2 separate regions of the Mus musculus genome follow, and region 1 is linked to region 2. Evidence: chromatin loops called from intact Hi-C (ENCODE). Cell type or tissue: left cerebral cortex. All regions are shown on one strand.

What was found. Hi-C counts contacts between places; a loop is a spot of excess contacts. Peaks named below come from ENCODE experiments on the same cell type or tissue, not always from the same donor. Only the 100,000 strongest peaks of a DNase experiment are listed, where the experiment ranks them.
Region 1: a loop joins it to region 2, with 3 times the contacts of the local background. A loop is called at or near these places in 4 of 42 quality-filtered maps.

Annotation. Positions count from the first base shown.
Region 1 is chr6:143,004,813-143,012,812 of GRCm38, reverse strand. It overlaps C2cd5 (C2 calcium-dependent domain containing 5), which reads left to right. Exons shown (of 29, transcript NM_001362113.1): 29 at 677-1,893. The coding sequence ends at 805. Among named protein-coding and RNA genes, the nearest start is that of St8sia1, 44 kb to the right of the region's middle. In left cerebral cortex, no CTCF peak of the experiment used is centred here; DNase peaks (open chromatin) are centred at 181, 606 and 3,002; H3K27ac peaks cover 538 bases.
Region 2 is chr6:142,776,501-142,784,500 of GRCm38, reverse strand. Gm46981 (a long non-coding RNA gene) reads right to left here and starts at 796. Exons shown (of 3, transcript XR_001785407.2): 1 at 122-796. In left cerebral cortex, a CTCF peak has its summit at 4,967 (motif pointing left); a DNase peak (open chromatin) is centred at 4,956.

The sequences.
Region 1 (8,000 bases), 230 kb before region 2:
GACAGAGTTACGGAGATGGGAGGCCCTGTCCTCTAAGGGTGCAGTGTCTCAGGGCCTTACGCTGTGGAAAGTGCGCGTTTCCTGAGATGACTCAGCTCTGCCTTGCTTTGTGTCAGGGAAGCCCTGTGCTCCTGCTTCTCCACACCACACTTCTGTCTCCAGCATGGAGCCTGCCTGGCACAGCCATACTGCCAGGATTTTATATAATGTTCACTTCTGTTTAGTATTTCGAGCATAGCTAATCTATATTTTCCCTTTCTTCTAGAACGTATTTCTATTGTTTTGGGTATTTTCCTTTTATAAAGATGATGCAGTAAAAAGTCCTGTCCACTATTCTCTAGGGGAAGGGCAGACTCTGCTCTGAAAGACACTGACAGATCACCCTTCTCCAGAACATGGGATTTGTTGCTTTAGCAACATCCAGCTTTCACCACCTTCCAATCATAAGGCATGGCCTCTTATTGTCACCTTATAGGTCTCTGATTAAGAGCAGGCTTAACTATCTTGTCATGGATCACTGGGCTTTCTGGATTTCTTTTCTCCACTCTTGCTAGATCGTTTTTAATCCTGTGCCTGACTGGCTCTGCCGGATTCGCTTTTCTCCCAGAGCCGTGTACAGCAGGCATGTGGTCCCCTCGCCTGCATGCGTCTGAGCTTCTGTCTGCTGTTTCCACAGGCACAGTGTCTCATAAATGTCAGTGGGGACGCGGTGGTGTTTGTTCGTGACTCCGACTTAGAGGTCATGTCATCTCAGCAGCCTGCTGCCAACTGCCAGCCCTCATGTACCGGAGAAGTTACAACTTGAAGACAGCGGCTCAACTGGCTCAACCGAGTGAAATTCATGTGTCTCCATTGTGTGTCACCCTCTTCTCAGCCCAGAGGCCCGGCGTGGGGTGGGGTACTGAGGAGCAGGGATGCGGCTGGATAGCTTGTGTGCACATCTGGGAGAGTTGAGAATTTCTGATCTTGACATTTTGTTTGTCCAGTCTACACAGACAGGCCCCATGGATTCTGGTACCTTCAGTTATGGGAGTTATTTGTAATTTGTGTTGATTTTTAATAAAAGTATAATTAAAAATGAAATGGAAAGCTTATCAAGAGTCTAGGGTAGGAAGCTCCTGTGGCTTTGAAAACCAAGCAGGAATCCAATTGCTAATGAGTCCATAGCTGATTTGTAAATGGAGGAAACTTGTGTGTATTTTCAGAGAATGACTGCAGCTTTCTCAGTGTCTTCTGCTTGAAGTGAGGACTTTGTTAGCTGGATGGGTGATGTGTTTGTTAGCTGGATGGGTAGTGTGTTAGACCATCTTTTAAAGGAAGGTTTACGGTGTGGGTCTGTAGAATTGCCTGAGTGCTCTCAGGAACTTCTCAGAGGTGTCCGCACCCAGGAGCGGAGGATGCCTCAGGACTGGCTGTCCTCATGGAGGAGGGAGGGGGCACCTCACGACTGGCCGTTGCTTCATATTTAATTGTCTAGAAGAGGCTTGGCTCCAACAGGGGAGAGACTGCTGTGGAATGTATTTAAGTAGTGAAAATACAGTTGACCTAGGAAGAACAGGATTGTTTTCTAATGATATATTGCACTCAATAATCTTAGGGATTGGTGAGGTACACTGTTGGTATAGAAGGTGGAAAGGAGACTTGAATATGCTGTGAAGTGTTGAATGTATGTATTAAGTCTTACCTATGCCAAGTACCCACTACTAATGAGATAGCAAATTCCTCCTTTGCCCAATAAAATGTCCTTATAAAACATAGGATTTTATTCTCTCAAAACAGCAAATTACCCTAAAGATGAAAAGTCATTTTAATGCTACACAGGTGTCAATATTTTTCTGTATTTTGTTTATAATTTTATTTTTTAAATAAAAAGTTTATAAACAACACATTCCTAACTCTTTGCCTCTTTTGTGTGATGCATGCTTCTGAGCCATTACAGTCTTTTCACCCACACTCACCCTTCCTGAGACATTACAGTCTTTTCAGCACTCACCCTTCCTGAAGTCAGTAAGCCTCTGCTGAGTACCTACTGCGTGGTGGTCCTGGTCCTTAGTGTGCTTGTGTGTGCATGTGTGTGAGTGTGTGTGCGTGTGTGTATTCTGCGTGCTTATGGCACTCTTGCCGTCCTTGGGCTATTAGGTATTCAACACCTGCTATTGAATGCTGTTGTTTACCTTACAGCAGCTGAACAAGCCAGACACCTTTGCCTTGCCTTGTTTTCCCGGTGTTTTGTTTGTTTTGTTTTTGTTTTGTTTTCCCTCGCAGAGAAAATTGCCTTTTATTTGTAGGTGAGGGAACAACTCTGCCTCTTTTCTGGGAGGAAACTAATATTTGTGGTGCAGATAGTGAAGTGAAGTTCTCTCATTTGAGCAAAACTTCTCTGCAGGCACAGCTGGGTCCTGGGAGAAGAAAGAGCTGGGGAACATAGGTAAAGAAGAACCTTGGAGGAACCTCTCTGCAGGTGAGACCCTTCTTATTCACTTGGATGTCCTTACTGACTAGGTCTGTGTCTTCCAGTGTGTGGTCCTTCTGTCTGTCAGACACTGGACACTGTTGGAACAGCCCTCTAAGGTCCTAGGCTTCTCAGTGGCCAGTGGATGAGACAGTTCCATGCTCCCACCCTCTGGCCTGAAGACTTAATAGACTTTGACTCGGACCAATAGGAGCTCAGAGCTTTGACCCTAAAAAGAGTATTAGCCAGTTTAGTCAACAGGGTTAGTGATTTCATTAAAGACATTTTAAATAGGGTTAAGAAAAGCATTTGTTCAGAAGAAAGGCACACCCAAGTAGGAGGGGCATGCTCCCAAGAACATAGGGAAATGTCAGAGGGTCTCACTGGATGGCTTCTCTGAAGGTAAGCTGTAGTCTTTATACCGTATATAGCCTTTTGGAGACTCCTAAGATAGCTCAAAAGGTTGCTAAGAAACCTGGGTAGGAGCCATATAAGAGCTGTCTCCAGAGATGCTGTGGATGAAGTCATAGTCTGATAAGCTGAAACCAGGAGCCACTAGGTGAGTGTGTGTGTGTGTGTGTGTGTTGGCAGGGTGGGGTGGTGGGGGGTTAGAATTCCTCTAGATGGGATTTCTGCTGAAATTGCTGGTGACTAGGCTCCTGTCTGGGAAGGGAGAATTAACAAGTAGTTGTTAATTAAGCTGAAATTCTAGCTTCTCTCTGCAAAAACCTTCTCTGATTCCAGAGCCAAGAACTTCTCATGTCCCCAAGATTTCCCCTGCCTGCCTGAGCTGTCTCAGGCCCAGACTTCCTTGCCAGCCCACTCCCCATTCCCTCATCACCTTCAGGATTTCAACTGTGGCTTTTTGTGCTGTCCACCACCCTGGACTTCCATCTCTTCTTTGGCTTCCACATGTTCTTGGTGTGTGGAAAGTTCTTTGGGATTCCAGTACAGTGGGCCTGTCTTCACTCTTTTTCCAACAGTCCTTCACATAGCAAAGGGGCTGGCTCTTGTTGGTTTGTTTTTTACATTTGTTGCTGTCATTCACTTGTTTTGTTTTGTTCTTTATGCACTGAGCTCTTGGCGTTCTCCAGCACTGGAATCCTGCTCCTCTATTCCTCTCAGGGTGGCCACAACCCAGAGAAACACCCTGGTGCACAGTAGCCAAAACAGCACCTGACAGTCACCAGCAGGATGGCCCAGCCAGTTAGCATCTAGCTGCCTTCACTGTAGCTCCAGGGGCAAGGCACAGCGGGCCTAGACCCCCTGTAGGGTTGTCTGCAGCTCACAGGTGCCCCACCCTCCTAGAGCCCCTCCCCAAGAAGAAAGCCCAAGAAAACTGCTAACTGTTAACACAGCTTCCAGCAAGCTTCAGCAGTTCCCCAGGAGCCCCGCCTCACAGGAATCTGCTTTTCTGTGAGCATGGTCATCACGGTCACATGTGCAGGTTCATGTGTGCGTGCACGGGTGTGGAGGTGTGAGGTCCATGGCTAGTGACCTCTCTTGTTCCCCACCACTGTCTCCAGAGCTGCCTGCCTGGCCAGTCTAGCCCCAGCCACTGCCTGTCCCAGTCTGGCTGTACCCACTCACATGTGTGCATGTTCTGGAGAGCCCAACTACAGCCCTCATGCTTGCAGAAGGCTTTACCTATAGGACTGTCACCTAAGCCTTCCCATGTTTTGACACAAGGTCGCTATAGTTCAAGTTCAAGCCCACTCTGTGCTCACGGTTGTCTCCATTCGTCTGCTTTTGAACCCAGCAGCAGCCCTTTGGGATTTCCTAGGATCCTGGAGCCCTTCCTAGGCGAAGAAGGAGCAATGTGGGCATCACCACTGAGTGCCTCTTTTATGTCATATCTGTGAACATACATGTCTGTTGATGCATACAAACCACACACAGAATGAGCTTGATGGCTCCATTTTATTTTTTTTTATTTTATTTTTTTAAAGATTTATTTATTTATATGTAAGTACACTGTAGCAGTCTTCAGACACTCCAGAAGAGGGAGTCAGATCTCGTTAGGATGGTTGTGAGCCACCATGTGGTTGCTGGGATTTGAACTCCGGACCTTCGGAAGAGCAGTCGGGTGCTCTTACTTACTGAGCCATCTCACCAGCCCGATGGCTCCATTTTATACAGACAGTTTGTCACTCAGCAGACTACTCTGAGGGCCATGTGTGTGCAACCCTTGTGGAGGACTGGAGTTACAGAGGGCTGTGAGCCACCAAGGAGGTGCTGGGAATTGAACCTGGGTCCTCAGCAAGAACAGGCAGTGCTCTTAGCCTCTGAGCCACCTCTCCAGGTAATAGGTATCTGTTTTAAACTCTTCTATATTCTCACTAATTCGACTTCTACTTGTTCTGTTGGTTATTGACTGGGGAGTCAAAAGCTCAATGATACTGGGGGTTGTGGTGGTGGTCACCTTTCAGTGGTGGTGGTCGTCACCTTTCAGTGGCGGTGGTCGTCACCTTTCAGTGGCGGTGGTCGTCACCTTTCGGCTTGACTTGTTTTATTTTCTGCTTCATTTATTTTGCAGTTCTGTTGCTCTGAGCACCTACATTACTAAATCTTTTACTATGGTTTAGTGTGCTGCTTCTGTCTGGCAGTGCCCCTCTCTATGAAGTCCACTTTGTCTGGAATTTGCATAGCCATTTCAGCTGTATGAGATTAATCTGTTTAGCACACTTCTGCTGATTTGCACCCCACACCAACATCCGTTTTCTTACTTCAGTTGGCTTTGGGTGGTTTACACATTTTCATCTTTCTTCTTTTGATTTCACTTTGAGTTTAGCGAAACCCCCACGTATGTGTTCTGTTCGGTTCATCTAATTGGATAGTCTTTGCCTTTTAAAGCAAGAACTATGGCCATTTTAATGTAATTATCAATATAGTGCTAGTACAATTTATCTTGCCTTTTCCCCCTATTTGTTCCATATGTTCTTAGTGTATGTGTATACATATATATACACGCATATACACACATACATACATGCATATCTACACATACATACACACATTCATACTGAAATACCCCTGGAGAGGGGAGACCCTCACTCAAGTCTCAGGATGACGTAACCCCCCCCCCCCCCCGCGTCCAAGGAACTCACGAGAGACCGTCCTTGCTGCAATTGCACAAGATTTATTGACAGGAACCAGCACGCTGGGGTCGACTCATATCCCACACAGGGTAGAGGACTTTGGCCCCAAGTAGCTGAGAAAGGGGGTATTTAAAGGAAAAACCCACAACCCAAGGTGGTAGGGGGAGCGTTATTGGAAAATGCTGAAAATACCAGTGAAAAGTCACAAGGGGAAACTCCCTGCTTCTCAAGATTGTTCTTAAGATTTTAATCTAACTTTTGTGGTCGGCCAGGTCCTGGAACAGGGTCACTGAACCGCTAACCTACATTCTTGGTGCTAGGGGGTCTGAATGTTTCCTGGTTTTTAAATGCATGCATATACACATGTGCATATACACACATACATATATACATATACACATACGCATATACATATACATACATGTATTTTCTGTCTTCCTTTAGGACAGTTTTTTTTTTCTGAATTTATATCTCCCCTATGTAGAGTAAGTTATAACTCCTCTTAAAAGAGTGCTCATGGTTGCTCTCGACTTTTCAGTATATACTTTTATTGTGATCCACCTTCATATAGATTACAAGATACATCAGGTGAACGAGAGTAGTTATGTAGTGTGAGGAGCGGGTGTGGCAGCAGCCCCAAGATGGCGCCCGGAACTGCAGCCAAGTCTCATGACTTGCACCTGACTTCCTCATACACCTGAAAATAAGCCACAGGTGCACCATGATGCTGGCGGTATAAACAAGTCCATATTTGGTGGAGACGTGCCCCTGCCGCCCTGATTGGCTGAAGCTGCATGCCTGGTGAGGTGACGTGGCCTGCTGTGAGTGGCTGGGGGCTGAGAGTATATATGAGAGAGAGACCCGGGGTTCGAGAGAGAAAAAGATGAAGCGAGAGAGATAACGATTGAAGCTTGCTGAATAAACTGCTGTTAGAAGACCTGGTGGTCGTGTCGTTCTTGCTGGTCGAGAGCAGATGTGACAATGTAGTGATGTCAGTAAGCCTTGCTGTCCCCTTGTTCCTCCTCCGGCCGTTCTCATTGCCCTTGATTCTAATTCCATGAATTCAGTCCTCGGCATGCTTATTGCTACTCTCTCTAGCTTTTAACAAGTTCATAGAGCTATAACTTCCCCTGCAAGTTCCTTTTTAAAATTCCCACAAGTTTTACATAGTGCTTTTATTTGTTTTAATTCTGAATATTTATAATGACCCTTTCAATTTCTGTGTTTGTGAATTATTTAGAAATATGTTTCTAGTCTTCTAGGGGACATTTCTTCACACACTTTATCTTCTTCTAATTAAGTTGCATTAAAAATAGAATATTTTGGTCTAAATGGCAAATTTTTTGGAAATTGTTGATAGTTTCCTGGTTGCTTGTTCAGTTTGTATAACTATCTCAGGTATACGTGAGAAGAAAATGAATTGTCTGTTTGCTGTATGTACCATTCTGTCTCCCCCTCCTCCCACATATCTTTAAAATCCAGACTGTTAGTTAGATCATTGAATGTGGTTAGTATTGACAGTCAACTTGACAGGATCTAGAGTCACTGAAGGGACAATCTCTGCACGTGCCTGTGAGGAATTTCCAGATTCAGTTCATTGAAGTGGTTATCCTTGCTACCTTCCCTGTTCTGTAAGAAAACACCAGCTCAAAGGTGAGAGCGTTTATACTCTGGCTCATGGCCTGAGGATATAATAATGGCAGAGGAATCCTGGCGTCACACGTGTGAGGGAGGAAGACGTGTTACATCTGCAGTCAGGGATGCGATGCTCTCAGCTGACTTGGTTCTTTTCTTCGTTCAGGCCAGATCCTGGCCGAAGGTAGACATGGCCCACCTTTAAGCCACACCCCCAGCCCATGGTGCAAAGCTGTGCACGTTTAGCCACACCCCCAGCCCATGGTGTGAAGCTGCCCATGTTTAGCCACACCCCCAGCCCATGGTGTGAAGCTGCCCACCTTTAAGCCACACCCCCAGCCCATGGTGCAAAGCTGCCCACGTTTAGCCACACCCCCAGCCCATGGTGTGAAGCTGCCCACCTTTAAGCCACACCCCCAGCCCATGGTGCAAAGCTGCCCACGTTTAGCCACACCCCCAGCCCATGGTGTGAAGCTGCCCACGTTTAGCCACACCTCCAGCCCATGGTGTGACACTGTTTAAGAACCACCTTCCAATACCTTTCCTTGCCTCTCATTTTTTCTAAGAACTGAAGATCGAGGGCCCTGACCTGCTTAGGTTTTGTTTGAAGGGAGTGGGGTGGCTGGCTTGACCTGGAAGGACCACTGTTCTCTGTGTCAGCCGTGAGCCTGTTTGTCTGTGTGCTCCCTGGAGCAGCACTTCTCAATTCTTCCAGGAATCTCTTGGCATTCAGAGCTCCGCTCACTGCAGAGCGAATGAGGCTAGCTTTTAGCCCATCTCAATTGCTAACGTTCCTTCTTCCATGAAGCTAGTCG
Region 2 (8,000 bases):
CTCCCTACTCTGGAGCATCAAACCTCCCTGGGGACCAAGGGTCTCCCTTCCCGTTGCTGTTGGGCAAGGCCATTCTCTGCTACATATGTATCTGGAGCCAAAGGTCCCTTCAGGTACACACTTCTTGGTTGGTGGTGTAGTCTCTGGGAGAACTGGGTCTTCAGGCCAACCTAGGCTGTTCTTCCAATGGTGTTGCAATCGCCCTCCGCTCCTCCAGTCCTTCTGCCAGTGCCCCCACCAAGTTCCCTGAGCTCAGCCTGATGGTTGGCTCCAAGCATCCGCCTAGTAGAGTGGTTCTCAACCTGTGGGTCGCAGCCCCTTTGGGGTTGACTGACCCTTTCATAAGGGGCATCCTAAGAGGGTTGAAAAACATAGATGTTTACATCACAGTTCATAGCAATAGCTAAATTACAGTTATGAAGTAACAACAAAAATAATTTTATGGGTGGGGGGGGTCACCACAACAGGAGGAACTAAAGGGTCACAGCATTAGGAAGGCTGAAAACCACTGTCTCTAGCAGGTTTCCACAGAGAACCTTTTAGAAGGAGGCAGATGAGATGTTTCATGTACCAGCATGATCCACACAAAAAGAGGAAAAAAGAGGGGATGGAGAAGCAGGGCCCTGGCAGAGGCTGAGGGGGAGACCGGGGCCCCAGTGCGAATGAGAATGAGGTGTCCTGAGTGTGCAAGCAGGTCGATGCTGTCAGCATTCTTTCTAGGCTCCTCCTCACAGTTACCTGGCAACAGCCAGGTGTGCCTGACTCACTATAAAAGGGGCTGCTTGCCCCTCCTCACTCTCTTCCTCTCTTCTTCCCCCATTCCCCTCACCCTCTTTCTTCACGTGTTCATGGCCAGCCTCTCTCTCTCTCTCTCTCTCTCTCTCTCTCTCTCTCTCTCTCTCTCTCTCTCATCTCTACTACTTCCTCAACTCTCTTCCCAATGCCCTAAATAATAAATAAACACTATTTCTATATTATATCTGTCATATAGCTAGTACCTCAGGGAGAAGGGATGCATCAGAGTGGGCCCGCAGAGGCACCCCCTCCCCCCCACCACACCGTGCCTCTACCAAACAGATCCCCGGCTTCTTTCTCTTTTTTATAAAACACAACAGATGCGCATCGTGCTACTTAGTTTTCTGTCGACTTGACACAGGCTAGAGTCATGTGGGAGGAGGGACTCTCACTGAGGACATGGCTTCATCGGATTGGCTGGTAGGCAAGCCTGGGGGCTTTATCCTGATTGCTGATTGAGTAGGAGAGCTCAGCCCACTGTGGGTGATGCCACCCCTAGGCAGATAGTCCTGGAGTGTATATGAAAGTTAGCTGCAAGCCACGGGAGCAAGCCAGGAAACAGGGCTCCTCCCTGGCCTCTGCTTCAGTTCCTGCCTTCATGTTCAGACTTGAGTTCCTCTTCCGGCTTCCCCTTCATGATGGTATCTAACCCTCTCCAAAAGCCTTCTCTGACACTGCTGACACTCCCAATGTCCTGCCCTCCATTTTCATTTCTCCTATGGATTCTCCAGGGTCACCACTCCAGGGTCACACCATTTTCCTTCCGACTCTTAGCCGTTCCAGCTTTGTATTATAAGGTAAATGTCTATCTCTTGCCCTTACTAGTTAAGCGTCCTATCCTTTCCCATTGCATGCTCACCAGGCTCGGACCAGCCCACCCCAGCCAAGTAGATGTGCGACAACCATGGGGTGTGATCTGGGTTCCCAGACAAGCTCCAGTTCTTAATCTTCCAGAAAGCTCAGTTCTGATACCACAACCCTGGTTTTGTATTTGCTGAATGCTTCATGTCTGCATTTAAACCTCATTGTTTGTTCCCGCCCCACTCTGTTTAAGCTCCAACACACTGGACTAGCTAGTCATTTCTTCCTAGTCTTACTGAGAGTGTTCAGCCTGCCTCCTGTCTCCCCATAGTGGCTCCTCCTCTCTTCTGCAGGATGGACGTGCTCAATGGTGAGTGAAGACACGCTGGTCCAATGTTTCATCTCACTGGGCCTGTAAACATGAATGTGTGAGCTGACATTAAAAAGTCCTTTCTTATGGCCTTTTAAGGTATACAGTGCATAGTTACTATTTACATAATCTAAGATAATCTAATCTGAGTGTAGTGAAATCATTTGTCTTCAAACAGAAAGGCAAGAAGAAAGACAAACTATGGTAGAAGAGCAGGCAGCTGGGCACAGTACTGCATTCGTGTAATCCCAGCATACTGGAGCAGGATTGCTAAATTTGAGGCCAGTGTGGATCTGGTATTGAGTTCAATACCAGCCTTACTTATGGAGTGAATTCAAGGCCAGCCTGGGCTACAGTGAGATTCTATATCAAAAGAAAGTTAAATAGTACCATGGCATACTTATAAGTATTTTTAAAGTTCTTCTGTGTGTATAGTGTGTATGTGTATGTGTATAGGGGTGTGTATGTATGTGTGTGTTTGTGTAGGCCAGAGGCCAATATTTGGCATCCTTCTCAATCACTCTCTACCTTGTTTCTGAGATGAGATTTTCTTATTGAACTTCTGGCTTAGCAGTTAAGACTCAGCGAGCAGTGAGCCCCAAGGATCAGGTGCCCTCCTGCTTCTGTCTTCCCCGTTTGTGAGGATTATAAGCACACCACTGTGCCTGGACTTCTATGGGGGTTGAGGAGCAGAGCGTAGGCTGTCAGGCTTGCGTGGCAAACACTTTCCCAACTGAACCATCTTTCCAGCCTCCTTAACCTTATCTTTTCCTGGCAATCTCCTCTTGTACTATGTGAGACTATCAAATAGAAAAATTCTTCACACATTTATAAAATACCAATAAAAATCAACCAACTGCACATCAGCGCCAAGGGGGACTAATACTGAGTTTAGATAATTTTCACACCATTGCCTTTTACTTTAGCCTCGTAAAGGGATTAACGCCCCCGGCTCTCTCTGCGCAGGTTCAGATCAAGGAGGAATTTTCTCAGGCCACAGAGTAGGCTATGGAAGTGGCTCCCGTGGCTTCCTTCTCTGGATGAAAAGCTACAGGACACAGGAGCCAATGAGCCATCAATTCAGCAAGCCCCACAAGTAGCCAATTAGGAAGCTAATTAGAGACAACTAATTATTATTCCATTTAGATAAAGAGAATCTGGATAATTCCTTTCCCAAAGCGTGAAGGCTGTCATCTCAAAACTATAACAAACAGATTTGGGCAAATGGATATCAGCAGGTTTTTGGGTTCTCTCCACCTCCCCCAGTTTCTTTGAAACATATGCAGGAGTAGTTTCAAGTTTTCAGCGTTAGTGGTAGTCAGCCAGGAGGGCTTACAAACCCTTAGTAATCTTGGGGCTGTTATCACCATTACCTTTGGGATAAAAGAGGAGACTCTTTGAACGTAATAGGATCAAATCCTGCATCACTCAATAACAGGATAAATATGTGTGTATACATTTATTTATTTATGAAACCGTGATTTTGTCTCATTTCAAATTTGCTCTTTATTTCGGCAGTTTATATTAACTTACATAGAATTTGCTCCCATAGAGAAAAGCAAACAGTGGTCTGTAGTCATTCTCCATTACTTAAATCGCCTGTCACCAGCATCTATTGGTGTCACTGACCGCTGAGGGGACATTCAGCCAAGCTGTGGGACAATGCCCTCTAATGATTAGACAGGCTTTGGGGAGAAAGGGTATATTCCTGAGTAATTGGCCCAAGTGGGATTTTAATTAAAATAAATGAGGGTGGTCAACTAACCCTTGCTAGGTAGCATAGGCTAGACTGAGAAGTGAGTTTATTCATCCCCAGACAGAAATGTTTCAATCAGGCAATTATGCAAATGGATACTATTAATATTACTCGTTTCTTTCTTCCTTTGTTCCTAATGAAGGTCAATTGTATCCTGTTTGGCATGGTCAGCTCCTGAGCTGTGAGCCTTCATTAGGCTTCAGTGATGTTTCCCCTGAGACTCCAAAGACCGGTGGGAACTCCGAACGCAAAGAAAACTGAGGCCAGAGGGTGACAAGCCTTGTCACAGTATGCCTCCAGAGGTGCCAATCAAGTGAAGGGCTAATTACGGCTGGGCATGAACTGCCTGCAACTCCCCTGGACAGACAAGGCATGGTGTGCTCACATTAGCCGTTGGTCTCTCTTCTGTTCCACTCTGCACAGCTTTGTCTGAACATGGGTTTCTGCTATAACAAATGTGAAATGCACAAATCAAAGAAAGGGAACTTGAAGGCCTCACTATTTCCTGTGAAGCAAATGGCCGAGGTTTGGGAAAGCCATCCCCTTGCATTAAATTGAGGTGCCTTTCCAGGAACAGACCCCAGAGAGACAGGAAGATGATGACAGAACACCAGTGCATTATGGGAAGCACCGTGTATAGCAGCATGGTGACATTTCCTTAGCCACATCCTGTCCCGACTTTCCTGTCTTGCTCTCTACCTGTCAGAGCATCAGGCTTTTTGCTAAATGGACATGAATGCTCTCGTGATTTGTTTGTTTGGGGGTCAGGGTGTCATGAAGGCCAGGGATTATACATCTTGGAAATACTAACGTGGCCAGTCAGCACTGGGAACCTCACCTCCGAACAGGTCTGGGTCTGTAGGAGAGGGCTGGTAGCAATCGATGTCTGAGGCTGACTGAGAACCAGAGGACGATTGTCATGGGAGAGTGTTGAGGAACGAGGGCATGGGACAGTTTCTGAGCCTGAGTCCTACCCTGTTGTATTTATTCCAACTTCTTCAACTACAGGGTTCTAGCAACTCCGTGCGCACAGACCACTGAGTGGGCTTTCCTAATATGCAGACTATTAGACCGAAGCCCCGGGTTCTACACCTCTCACGCCAGGGGAGGGCTAGCACACATATTTGCACAATTATTAATTATAGTGAATTGTTGTTTTAAGAGCTTTGGTGTTGGCTGAGGGGCCATCTCCGAAGAAGCCTTACCAATCGCCCATCTGCTGCCTTAGTATGTTCTAGAGCTGCCACCTAGTGTCTGACCCCCGGTAGTTATAGCTGTCTATCGCTCAATTTTCACATCTATAAAATAGAGGAAGAAAAATACTTCCTTTATAGAGCTGTGTGGATTAAAAGAAAAGATATATAGAGGTTAATTTTATGGTCTGCAGCAATAAGGCAACAGTGCTAGGTAGCCAAACAGTCACTGAACGTGTATGAAAAGTGAGCGAGTCACCTTGGGTGAATGAACAAAGTCACAAGAGGTTTGTCTACAGGCAATCTCCCCCTCCCCCAAGCAGAGGCATGTGTCCTTCAGGCTAAGAGGTGACATGTGTAATTTAAGGTACCCACCAGCTTGGAACAAGATAGTGACAGTAAACAGATTGGCTTTCTCTTCTGATCTTTGTCATTTAAAATACACATGAATATGGAGCAACCAGCTGTGAAGAAAGAGGGCATATTTAAGACAGGTAGAAAGTAGGGGACACAGCTAGTGCTCAGCTATCAGCAGTGAGGAGGGTGTGGAGGGTGGAAAGAGATCCCTGCTGGGGACCAGGAAGGGGCTCAGCAACTCCGGAGGTAAGGTGGAACCCCAAGTGCTCTGCTCTCTGCATATCCTTTGAATTTACTTTATTTTTTTAATTTAAAAATGTTATGTGCATCTGTGTCAGTGCATGCATGTGTGTACGTGCACTGGTCTGTAGGTGCCTGTGGAGGTCAGAAGATGGTGTTAGATCCCCTGGAGCTGGACTTACCAGCTCTCAGTGAGCCACCGAGGCACCCAGCATGGATGCTGGCAATGCACTGGGACCTGCTGAAGAGCAGGAAGTGCGGCATCTTTTCAGCCTCTATAAGCGAGTATTTTCCAGTGATTGTCTGGAGGCTTAACATGTATGTTTAGAAAGAATCCCAACACACCCTTAAACACCACCACAGGACTCATTTTCCTATGAATATGCATCAACCTCATCCTGTGTCCATAGCTCAGCTTAGCATCCCTTATCTAGACATTGTACAGTTATTACATAGCCATCACTGTATAAACACTGTAGTTATTACATAGCCATCACTGCATAAACACTGTACAGTTATTACATAGCCATCACTGCATAAACACTGTACAGTTATTACATAGCCATCACTATATAAACACTGTACAGTTATTACATAGCCATCACTGTATAAACACTGTACAGTTATTACATAGCCATCACTGTATAAACACTGTACAGTTATTACATAGCCATCACTGTATAAACACTGTACAGTTATTACATAGCCATCACTGTATAAACACTGTACAGTTATTGCGTTAGAGCCATCACTGTATAAACACTGTACAGTTATTACATAGCTATCACTGTTTAAACACTGTACAGTTATTACATAGCCATCACTGCATAAACACTGTACAGTTATTGCGTTAGAGCCATCACTGTAATCTACCTCTGGCATTTTCTTCTTTCTAAACTACTACTATCATCACCACCACCACCCTCTCCTCTTCTCCTGGGCAATGAAGAGTTTTGTTGTTGTTGTGTGTGTGTGTGTGTAAGGATTGTTATTGTTTTTAATCTTGAATGAAAATCCCATTGGATGTAGATTGAGATTGGAAGCCATTCTTATAGGAATTCCGACATTATAGGCCACTGTTCTTGCTCCCATGAAGCCCACCTGGAGTGATCTTCATTCTTCTGGGTTGTTCTCCCTGCTGCCTGTAGATCCCACCACGGCTTTCTTTCCATTAACCTGGAAGGTTTCTGGCCATCATTGCTTCACACATTTCGTCTGTTTTGCTTACATTCCTATCTATGCTCTACTTCTTTTGACTTGGTGTCATAGACCTTTTTGTCTCCATGTCTTTGAATTCCACTATTTCCCTTTAATTCATTTTTAGTGTGAGTGAGTGTGTGTGTCAGGGCAGGGCATGCCAATCACTTACTTTGCTGGAGACTCGGTGAGCTTCTGGGGTGTAGTAGAAGCTGGGCTGTTTTGAAATGATCACTCTTTACGCTGCCCCAGTCTCCTAGGACTCCTCCTGGGCTCTGGTCCTGTCTCCTGTGGTGTTCCCAGCCTGCTCCCTTCTTTGATGAAGCCATCTTTGTTGTTTATAATGGATTCTCCTGAGCTGAGGGACAAGAGCCTTCACATTGGCTCGCAGTCTTCTGAGGAGTAAGGAAGGAGTTTCCAGTAGCTCTCTTCCCCCTCTGCCTATGGCCATGGGGATTCTCTTGCTTGGATCCCAAGATCCAGATCCTGTTAAAGCCTGCTAGCAGCCCTGCCAGCAACCCCAAGTGCTTCTCACCCGACAGCCCATCCTTGGCTTTATCAGACACCACTCAATCGCCTCTCCATGGTATCTGGCTGCAACTGCTTTGGGAAGTTTGAGGTTCTCTGGATGAGTCTGGGTTACTGTTCAGACAATCTCCAAAAGTGTCTCTATCAGCGCCTGGCCATTTCCTGTTGGGAGGATCTAGTGGTGATCTGTGGGCTTCTGCCTGCCACAGCTGAACACACATCTTCTTGACCAGGGTTTCTATCAGTGGAAATGTAAGTAAGTACGAGTTTCAACAGTGAAGCTCTATTCTTGCCTTGTACAGTTTGGGTGACTGGAACATGGGCCCTAGGGTACTTTATTTTCTCTCACAGTGGCTCCGAGGGAGAACTTTTCTGAGGAATGAACAGCTCATGCTGATATGGGTGAGACTTGACAACAGGCTAAACAGGGGCACTGTTGGGAAATAACACAACACCTTGACTGACTGGGAGCAACCCAGAGTAATCGGAAGTGGGCTGAAAATACTAGGTTGTGGCCAGTGTTTGACCTGAAGTGGTTGTTTTCTGTGGTCAGCCTGGAGCCCCTAGAAAATTCTACAAAAGATAACATCAAACATGTGAACAAAAGACCTAGAAAAACCATTCACACAACTTGAAAGGGTGTTGGGCCGGCAGCATCAAACTCAGAACTTGCTATTTAAGCAGGAGAAACTGAGGAAAGCCATCTTAAGTCACTTTAAATTATCTGGGACAGTTCACACGCACTGACCTCCATATCCTTTTG